3 separate regions of the Homo sapiens genome follow, and all the other regions are linked to region 3. Evidence: chromatin contacts called from ENCODE Hi-C or POLR2A ChIA-PET data. All regions are on one chromosome and are shown on one strand. Each heading gives the region's core, a stretch centred on a gene start or an enhancer-like site at or near the end of the contact. The rest is flanking DNA. Distances are from core to core; before and after follow the strand shown. Region 1 overlaps CXXC5 (CXXC finger protein 5). Region 2 overlaps SIL1 (SIL1 nucleotide exchange factor). Region 3 holds the start of MATR3 (matrin 3).

Region 1 (2,955 bases), core at 12-2,511, 370 kb after region 3:
CTCCCACCCCCTATGCTCACACAGCAAGGCTATATGTTAGACTTGAGCAGGGACTTCCAGGTGGCAAATGGAGCCTTTGCAGGGTGGCGAGAGGCTTGGGATGTGCCTTTGTGGCAGGGCTGTCAGGGCTGTGGGAGATCTAAGAAGAGCCGACATGAGCTGGCAGGGCTGAGGGCGAGGGAGGTAGGAGGAAAGGCTGTCTAGAAGTGTAGGTAGGCCTTCTTCCTTTGGGCAGAAGAGGAGATGCAAGCCTGGCCAGTGGGGTGCTACCCTCGTTGTAACCTTCAGGCTTCTACCACATGTCCATCCCCCCATGGTCCTGCAGGCTAGACGGGGAATGCTTTGTATTTGGGGCTGGGGAAACTGAGGCATGAAGGATTGCCTCAGAGCTCAAAAGCAAATGGTGAGAGAACCAGGGCCATGACCTGGGTTACCCAACACGCCTGGCCTGACTTGTCCGTGACGTTCACACTTATGCTGGCAGATGTGGACAGTAAAAACAACAACATGGCTATCCTTAGTTGAGCACCTACTGCATGTGGACGCTACACTGACCCCTTCACATAGGTCCTCTCCAGGACCTGACGAGGTGGGGGCTGTCAGCGGCTGCATTTCACTGGCTAGGGGTTGGGCTCAGCGAGGGTCAGCAACCTGTCTGAGGTCACCTAGGCTGGAGGCTGCAGAGCTAGGAGAGGAATCCTGACTCCAAAGCCCCACTTGGACCCTGGCATGGCCTGAGCCTGTGTCTCTGAGATGAGGGGCTCCCCTCGCCCCATTACACACAAGATGTGTAGTGTTCCTAGTTGAGCCAGCCCCCTCCCCCATGCCCAGCTCCTTAACTCTCCTAGGTCCCTCTGCTATCTCAAGGCACTTTCCAGGTTTGAACCTAAGAGCATTGGAACTGCTAACCTAACCCCTTAACTCCAGGGAGGAGGGTGGATGGGTGGGTGGGGGATCCCCTGAGGAGCAGATGGATGCCCCTTGGGGTTTCTGGGTTCTTCCTGCAGACAGGTTCTGGGAAACTCCATGGTTAGGCCTGTGGAAGCTGCCTCGGGGCCTGGTCAGGGTTGCGCACCTCCTCCACCCCCTCCCCAGGGGCTCCATTTCCCTCTCCTGGGCACCCTGCAGGGAGGAGTTGAGCAAGTGCCCTTGAGCTGGCACTTCCTCTTTGGTATACAGGGACATAGCCACAATGACCCCCCATCCCGTGGTCCGTGTGTCACTTAGCACCAGGCGCTGCATGGCCCTGGGTCAGGGCTCACTAAAGGTCACTTCATCGGGTTGACTTTACTAGAGGCTAGTCCCAGCCTCAGATCATTTCCCCTTTCTGGTCTCAGTTTCTTCATCTGTGAAATGACTGTGCGAGTCTGCCCTGCGTGCTCTCTGAGGCAGGGGTAAGTTCATTCCCCGCAGACAGACACACTTAGGAGCTTTGTGACTGGTGTTCCAGTCCCCCAGGCCCAGAGCTCCTGTAGCCCTGACACCTGCACAGGGGTCCAGGGGAAGAAGTGTGGGCTCTAGAGTTGGGCCAGCCTTCTTTTCAGCCTCACCTCCACTGTCCACACTTGCTTGACCTTGACCCACACCAGTGCCCCACTCAGCTCTGAGCCTCAGTGTCCTCATCTGCAAAATGGGAGAATCATGATGCCTACCTCTGTGGGTTGCTGTGACCATCAAACAAGATGATGTGGACAGAGCACATGGCACAGAACTGATAGAGTGTGGTGACAGCGGAGCCCTTCCCCCCAGACTATCCTCCTGGTCACTGTACCCCAGCCTTGGTCTTGAGGATTCTGGGAAGGAGATGGTGCCAATCTGCTGGCTCAGCCAGCTTGGCCACTGACCTTCAGAGCACCCAGGCTGTCAAGGCCGCCAACTGCCTGCTGGGCGGGCAGGGGGGAGTGCCAGCCAGCTCCTCGCCTGACGCTGCCCGCTCCTGCTCCCACTCTCCTCTCCCTCTCTGCGCCTGTGTGTGAGCTAATTAATCTCAGCCCCTTTGGGAAATTAGAACGCCGCAGCCGCGGCCTCCTCAGCCTCGCGGTGCTTGTGCTGCTACTGGGCCATGCCAAGACCCGCTGTGGTTTAGGGGCACCGGGGTGGGGGATGGGGGCACCGGGATGAGCTGGGCCGGCCATGGGTCTCCCAGAGCCCCCACCTCCTTGCTGGAATGCTCTGGTCTCTCAGCCCCCTCCTTTCCCAGATAGCATCCATAAGGATGCCAGGCCAGTGCCCAACTGTGGTAAAACCTAACCCCCAGTGGCCTCTCTGACCTGGTCCCAGGGCTGTTATGGCCACCCCCTTACACCACATTCCATCTCATTGCAGGGTCCTCTTGCCTGCCCAGCTTGGGCTGATGGAGACAGATGTAATTATGGAATTTTGCTTGGGAAATTAATTTGAAAAAGTTAATTAATTGGTGGTTCCGGAGGTGGCGGGCTCCACGCCCGGCCAGTCTTGCTGACGTCAGTGCTGACCCACTGGAGACGTGCAGCTTCCGGGCAAGCTGGGCAGAGGGACCCCGGTGACCTGGCTGGGCAGCCCTGGAACAGGTAGATGGACAGCGAGGAGCAAAGGGCAGACCAGTGTCCTGGCCCAGAGTGGGCACCTGGGAAGGGTTTGTTGACCAGACCTGCTGAGGATAAGAACCCGGCCACTTGTTTGTGTGTTCAACAAGCCGTTGTCAAGCTGCTATGGTACACTGACCCCAGTGTCTCAAGTGCCCCCAACCAAAAATAGACCAGTTCTTCCAAACCCCTTTTCTCAAGGAAAACCTCTAAACCTATTCTCAAAGGCTTTTTCAAAGGGCTCAAAGGACATTATCGGGCCAGTGTGCAGATGAAGCCACTGAGGCTCAGAGAGGGTGGGCCTTGCCCGGCTTCTCAGCAGTGTCCTCCAGCAGGGTGGAGCAGAGGTGGGTAGAGCTCAGTCTCATTTCCAGAGGACGTGTGCCCCAGC
Region 2 (2,936 bases), core at 366-2,865, 320 kb before region 3:
TAGAGCTGAGGTCTCACTATGTTACCCTCAAACTTCTGGGCTCAAGTGATCTTCCCGCCTCCCAGAATGCTGGGACTACAAGTGTGAGCCACCGTGTCCAGCCTTGACTAATTTGTTGTTGTGATTGTAGAGACTAAGTCCCACTATGTTGCCCAGGCTGGTCTCAAACTCCAGGCTCAAGTGATCCTCCTGCCTCAGCCTCCCAAAGTTCTAGGACTACAGGCATGAGCCATCACGCCCGGCCCAGATTTTTATATCACATATTTAAAAATATATGTGCAATATAAATTTATATATAAATCTTTACCCATTTACTTTTTATATGAATGGATCACGCTTCTACACATGCTATTTTCAATGTAGAGACCCTACTCTCCAGAAAGAAGAGGCTCCTCAGGTCTCTCCGTGCACCCCTTGATATCAAATTGAGCAGCAAACAGAAGAGAACAGGGGTGGCTGGTCATATTTTAAAAGACTCCAGGATACACTAACATTCCAGAACCAAAAGCTAAATCCAAAGAGCTCCTCAGGAAAGCGTGAACTCGGCTGCAACGGGGTCTCTCTCTACAGGCCAGGGAGAGGGAAGGCAGCCTTTATAAACCGTTCCTCTTGGGCTCTCCTGCCTGTGGCTGTTAGCTTCACCTCCCCCAACTTGCCATCTGAGGGCCTTCATTCTTCACTGTCATGCCTGTCACCACCTCTGTCCTCCCCCTTTGGGCCTGCTCTACAGCCTCCGCACTGCTCTGAAACATCACCACTGGCAGGACTGTGCAACTGAGAACAACAGGAGATGACCTCACGGCCTTTACATTCTAATGCCAGCTCCCAATTACTTGTACTGTTGAATAATTGAAAGAGGAGAATAATCCACTCAGCTGATTTGGGAAGCCAGCCAGGCACACAGATTATCTCAGAGTGAATTATTCACACTAGGGATAATTGGGAGTTGCCCAAACTTCTATTTGTAGTTCAGGCATCACGTGGAAGAACATTCGGTATGGAAAGTATGAAAGCTGGAGAGGGAAGGAGCCCCTGTTTCCGGGCCTGGGTTTCCTTTATGTTGCTTGGGAAGTCAATGCTCCTCTCTCGGTCTCACTCAGAGTCGGTGAGCACAATGATGATGATGATATTAACATTAACAATATTTTAGTGACAGCTCTTGCTGTATTTCCTTACAATGTGCTGTGTTCTGTGCTATGAGCTTCATGTGTATCATCCTACATTATCTCATTTAATCCTCACATGAGTCTGTGAAGCACCACTGTCTTCTTCATCTCTGAGCTGAGGAAGCTGAGGCTTAGGTTAAGTAACTTGCCCAGAGATATACAGCAACAAGCTGTATGTCCATCCATAGACCAGGATCTTACTCAAGAAGTTCTTTTGCCACACACCTCTTACCTCTCCCACTTTTAAGAGTCTTCCTTACACAAGACATAAAACTGTAAAGGATAAAAACACCCCATTTTTAGTATAATACTGTCTACTCTCATCTTGAAATTACTGGATTTCAAGGTAAGAAAAATGGCTCCCTCCTCTGAAGGTTGGCAAGAAGCCTATAGGAAGGGGCTGGTCAGCTGGTCAATCCATTTCGAGAAATCCAGTGTCTGGAAGCACAAGCCACTGGCAGACTTCCAGAAGAGCTCAGCCTTCTCTCATGATCAAAGACTCAAAAATGAAACCACTGTCCTCCCCCTGACACGCCACCACTTCAGCCAAGAGGCAGCTACTGAGCTGGGCAGCTCAGCACCGTGAGGCCAGAGCATGGGGGAAGGGCATAGGCTCAGTGAGCTGCAAGGAACACCTGCCTCAGACAAGGGTCCATGAGGTGACTGACTGTCCCTGCATGTGTGGGGTCTCCTTCCACAGTGCCTAGGACAGAGTCCCCAGATACTAGGTGTGGTGCCAGTCTCCAGCACGGTCACCGGCGATCCCCACCAGCGATCCCAGCCTTTGTGTTGGTGCCTCCCACATTAACTATAGATGATCTATGTGACCAAAAGAATAAAGAGGAAGTGATGATGTCGAATTCTAAGGCTAGGCCACAAAAAGAACTGAAGTTTCCATCTTGCTGTCCTATGTTGTTCACTCTGGGGGAAGCCATGGGGAGACCTGCACAGCCCTGTGGAGAAACTCACAGAGAGAGAAACCGAGGCCTCTCACCAACAACTGGCACCAACCAGCCAGGCGTGTAAACTGGAAGCAGATTCTCATACCCAGTCAACACCCTGCCTACATTTCCAAATTCCTGACCCAAAGAAACAGAAAAATAATAAACTATTACTGTTGTTTTAACCCACTACATCTGAGAATAATTTGTTATACAACAACACATAGCTAATAAACTGGACAAGAGGGAAAAGAGCTGCTTCACAGCATTGTTTCCAGAAGTGTGACGTATCCATAGAAGAACCAAACCTGGTGTCAGGGCCAGAGGCCACCAAAGGCCCTGACTAAGCCCCTAAGGTCTTAGAACACTATATGAGAAAAAACAATGACCTTCACGGCCCAGATATTCCAGCCCTCCAGTCAAGGAAAAGCTTGCAGAAAATATTCACGATGCCCATACCTCTGCCTCCAGTCAGGATGACAATAACAACAATATTAGAAGCTACCATTACTGAATGCTTACTATGTGCCCGGTGCATGCTCAGTATTCTTATATTACCTCTCTTTTTTTTTTTTTTTTTTTTGAGGCGGAGTCTCACTCTGTCACCCAGACTGGAATGCAGTGGCACGATCTCAGCTTACTGCAACCTCTGCCTCCTGGGTTCAAGTGATTCTCCTGCTTCAGCCTCCCAAGTAGCTGGGATTACAGGCACGCGCCACCATACCTGGCTAATTTTTTGTATTTTTAGTAGAGACGGGGTTTTGCCATGTTGGCCAGGCTGGTCTCAAACCCCTGAGCTCAGGAGATCCACCCGCCTCAGCCTCCCAAA
Region 3 (2,889 bases), core at 199-2,698:
GATCTACCAAATGGTATCCCACAGTAGCCGCCTCTCAAGGTTATTGTAGGGTTATGTGTAAACTGCTTATTGCATTGCCCACCTTATAGAAAGCACTCCATATTATAATCATTAACTGTGCTGGAAAATTCCCAACTCTCCAGATGCGGAGTTCTGCAAGGATGGTTGGGGAGAGAGTTGCAGCCAGATTAGGTCTCCAAACAATTTACTTAAGCCTCTGAAGGCCGGAGCTCAAATCCCTCCAACCCGGGTACCTAACCAGTACCTCAGTCCCAAGAGTGTATTGCATTCAGTCAAATTCACCAAAAGGCGGCGGTGGTCTTTAGGAAGGAAAAGGCTCGCGGTCCTCCGCCTCAACGACCCTCCTGCACAGAATTCCTGATTTTAAAAACCAGCTGGCCACTTTGGGAGGCCGAGGCGGGCGGATCACAAGGTCAGGAGATCGAGAGCATCCTGGCTAACACGGTGAAACCCCCGCCTCTATTAAAAATGCAAAAAGAAATTAGCCAGGCGTCGTGGCGGGCGCCTGTAGTCCCAGCTACTCCGGAGGCTGAGGCAGGAGAATGGCGTGAACCCGGGAGGCGGAGTTTGCAGTGAGCCGAGATCGCGCCACTGCACTCCAGCCTGGGTGACAGAGTGAGACTCCGTCTCAAAACAAAAAACAAAACAAAAAAAACAGCTGGCTGGGCGTGTAGGCTCACGCCCTTAATCCAATGCTGAGAGGCGGAGGCGGGAGCACTGCTTGAGCCAAGGAGTTCCAGACCAGCCTAGGCAAAATAACGAGACACCATCTCTACGGAAAAAATAAAAATAAAAAAGTTAGCTGGCCATGGTGGTGCGAGCCTGTAGTCCCAGCTACTGGGGAGGCTGAGGTGGGAGGATCCCTTGAGGATAGGAGTTCGAGGCTGCAATGAGCCATGATAACGCCAGCGCACTCCAACCTGAGCAACACAGTTTATTTATGATAAATAAATAAACATACCTAAATAAAAACCAGCCAAAATGGTATCGTTTTCCCTTTGTGGCCCCAATATCTGGCGCTTTCCACCATTCCTTGGCAAACAGAACAACCAGAGAGCATAAAAGTCGAGTCTAAGCCAGGGACTCTCGCGAATCCCTTCTAAGGCATACCCTATTTAAACTTTGTATTATGCTATTCAGGAGGTTGACAAACAGCCTTTTCGGGAATGGGACTCGAACTCGTAAGCCACGTCTGTTCCTCCATTTCCCGCCTCAGCTGGATGACGGAGAGGGATCTCCGGGATTAAAGAACAACGACCGCAGGCGAGTGCACGAGCGAGGTGCGCGCGCTGAGTAGGGGGAGGGGCCTGGCGCGCGCCGAACCAGATCGAGGGGGTGGGGGCGAGCTCTCTCGCGAGAGTGGGTTTGTTCTTGGGCTGCAGCCGCTGCCGCCGCTTCTCGCCAGCGCCGTTGCTGCGGGGGATTGTGGGAGTCTCCGCGTCCCGCTCGCTGGGAGAGAGGTACCTCTCCTTTTCCCTCTCCCTTTCCCTAAGGTAGGCGTGAAGCGGGTAAGAGTCGGGGTCGGGTGGCTGGGGGTTCTCCGTGTCCGCCGGGAGGGGACAACGACGGCGACAGGGGCTGCGGGGAGCCGGCGGCGCGCCTTTCTTGCTCGCTCCCGCTCTGCCTCCCTCCGCGTTGCGTATGTGAGCCGCCTGATCGGCGGCCGCCATGTTAGGAGCGCAGTGGCGGCGCAACCAGCCTTCTAGGGCGGCGGAGGTGAGCGGTCCGGGAGGGAAACACGCGGCCGGCCAAGGGCCCAGGGTGCGGCGGGAGATTTTGGGTGAAGAGGTGCGCTGACCGGCCGAGCTTCCTGCGCGTCCTGGGCTCGTTGTGGGCGGGGGCGGGACGACTAGCCCGTTACACGCGGGCCGCGGCGCTGAGGGGGAGGGAGGAGCTCGCTCGAGGCCTGAGGGACAGACTGTACACTGGGGGCTTGCCGTTTGAGGAGGATGGTTAAGATATCTAAGTCCTTGGGTAGCGCCAGTGCCAAATAACCCGTTCGCCTTTTTTTCTCTGAAAATGTTCCCCCAAAATGGAGGATTTCGCAGACTCTGAAGAGCCTGCTTGTTTGAGCAGCGTTTCTTTCTTTTCCCGGTGTCTCGGCCTTCACGCCGCTCCTTGCCCATCGCCTCAGAGCGCCCCCTAAGACTCCCGGCCCACACGCGCGCGCGCGCGCGGCGTTAGCTGGACATCAGAAACAATTCCTCCCCGCCCCCCATCGCGTAAAAATGGCCGAAAAATGAAACGTTAACGCTTGTTTTTCGTACTGCGTCGTGGAACAAGCCGCCTGCAGTACAGTGCGAGGCGGGTGATTTGCACTTGTTTAGTCAAGTCACCTCACATCCTTTTTCTCTTTATCAAAATAGTATTAGTCCAGGTTCCTCCAGAGAGGATCGTGTGGTGTGGGACCTTCCGGTTTCCAGACAAAGGGTTTTGGAGTACCGTGGTGTAGTCGCCGCATCGTTCTTTGCATTTCGAGCTCTGTGCCATGTTCTGTGTTCGGCATTTACCGTGGATGAATATCCCCTAGGTGTTTATCCTGCTCTGTGGCCCTGTTCTGTGGAATATTCCTATTGGATCAGTTACAGTTTTTTAGCCAGATATTTCTAGAACGGTTATGGTGGTTCTGAAATGGCTAGTCTTTCGGGCGCGCTGGAATAATGTGAAGAATCGTTGATTTCGTAGGTAGGGGTCACGAGATTTTGTATTGGTACTGCGTTCTGTGTTTTAAACCTTGGCTTAAGATTTCTGAATAGTCGGTAAAATACATTTTTCTCCCAGGGAAATCTAAACAGTTGACTATGCGGACAAAAATGATGTTTCAGGCTATTTTAATAAATGTTTAAAATTTCCCTTTAAAAACATTTC

Evidence for each region. Hi-C counts contacts between places; a loop is a spot of excess contacts on that map. ChIA-PET counts read pairs that join two places held with the same protein, here RNA polymerase II (POLR2A). Pooled maps may share reads with other maps.
Region 1: a map with no recorded cell type shows a loop between it and region 3 (2.6-fold over the local background). The contact joins the enhancer-like site here to the promoter of MATR3 in region 3. A Hi-C loop is called at or near these places in 6 of 37 single-sample maps with no recorded cell type and 5 of 50 pooled maps. POLR2A ChIA-PET finds 5 or more read pairs at or near these places in 2 of 52 experiments (GM12878 and activated T-cell).
Region 2: a loop to region 3 is called in a pooled map, with 3 times the contacts of the local background. The contact joins the enhancer-like site here to the promoter of MATR3 in region 3. A Hi-C loop is called at or near these places in 1 of 50 pooled maps. POLR2A ChIA-PET finds 5 or more read pairs at or near these places in 2 of 52 experiments (Panc1 and activated CD8-positive, alpha-beta T cell).

Annotation. Positions count from the first base shown.
Region 1 is chr5:139,663,255-139,666,209 of GRCh38, forward strand. The region is part of intron 1 of CXXC5 (CXXC finger protein 5); the gene reads left to right. Among named protein-coding and RNA genes, the nearest start is that of CXXC5-AS1, 15 kb to the left of the region's middle. Within about 2 kb of position 1,262, at least 19 of the 41 ENCODE cell types and tissues checked have a DNase peak (open chromatin) inside an H3K27ac peak, as active enhancers do; they include GM12878, where a contact is called at or near this core.
Region 2 is chr5:138,973,641-138,976,576 of GRCh38, forward strand. All of the region lies in intron 7 of SIL1 (SIL1 nucleotide exchange factor), which reads right to left. It overlaps LOC124901079 (a long non-coding RNA gene), which reads left to right. Exons shown (of 2, transcript XR_007058954.1): 2 at 1-2,299. Among named protein-coding and RNA genes, the nearest start is that of LRRTM2, 100 kb to the left of the region's middle. Within about 2 kb of position 1,616, at least 20 of the 41 ENCODE cell types and tissues checked have a DNase peak (open chromatin) inside an H3K27ac peak, as active enhancers do.
Region 3 is chr5:139,292,292-139,295,180 of GRCh38, forward strand. It overlaps MATR3 (matrin 3), which reads left to right and starts at 1,449. Exons shown (of 15, transcript NM_018834.6): 1 at 1,449-1,514. LOC124901081 (a long non-coding RNA gene) reads right to left here and starts at 1,266. Exons shown (of 4, transcript XR_007058956.1): 1 at 983-1,266. RefSeq lists enhancers at 1,521-2,224, 2,225-2,889.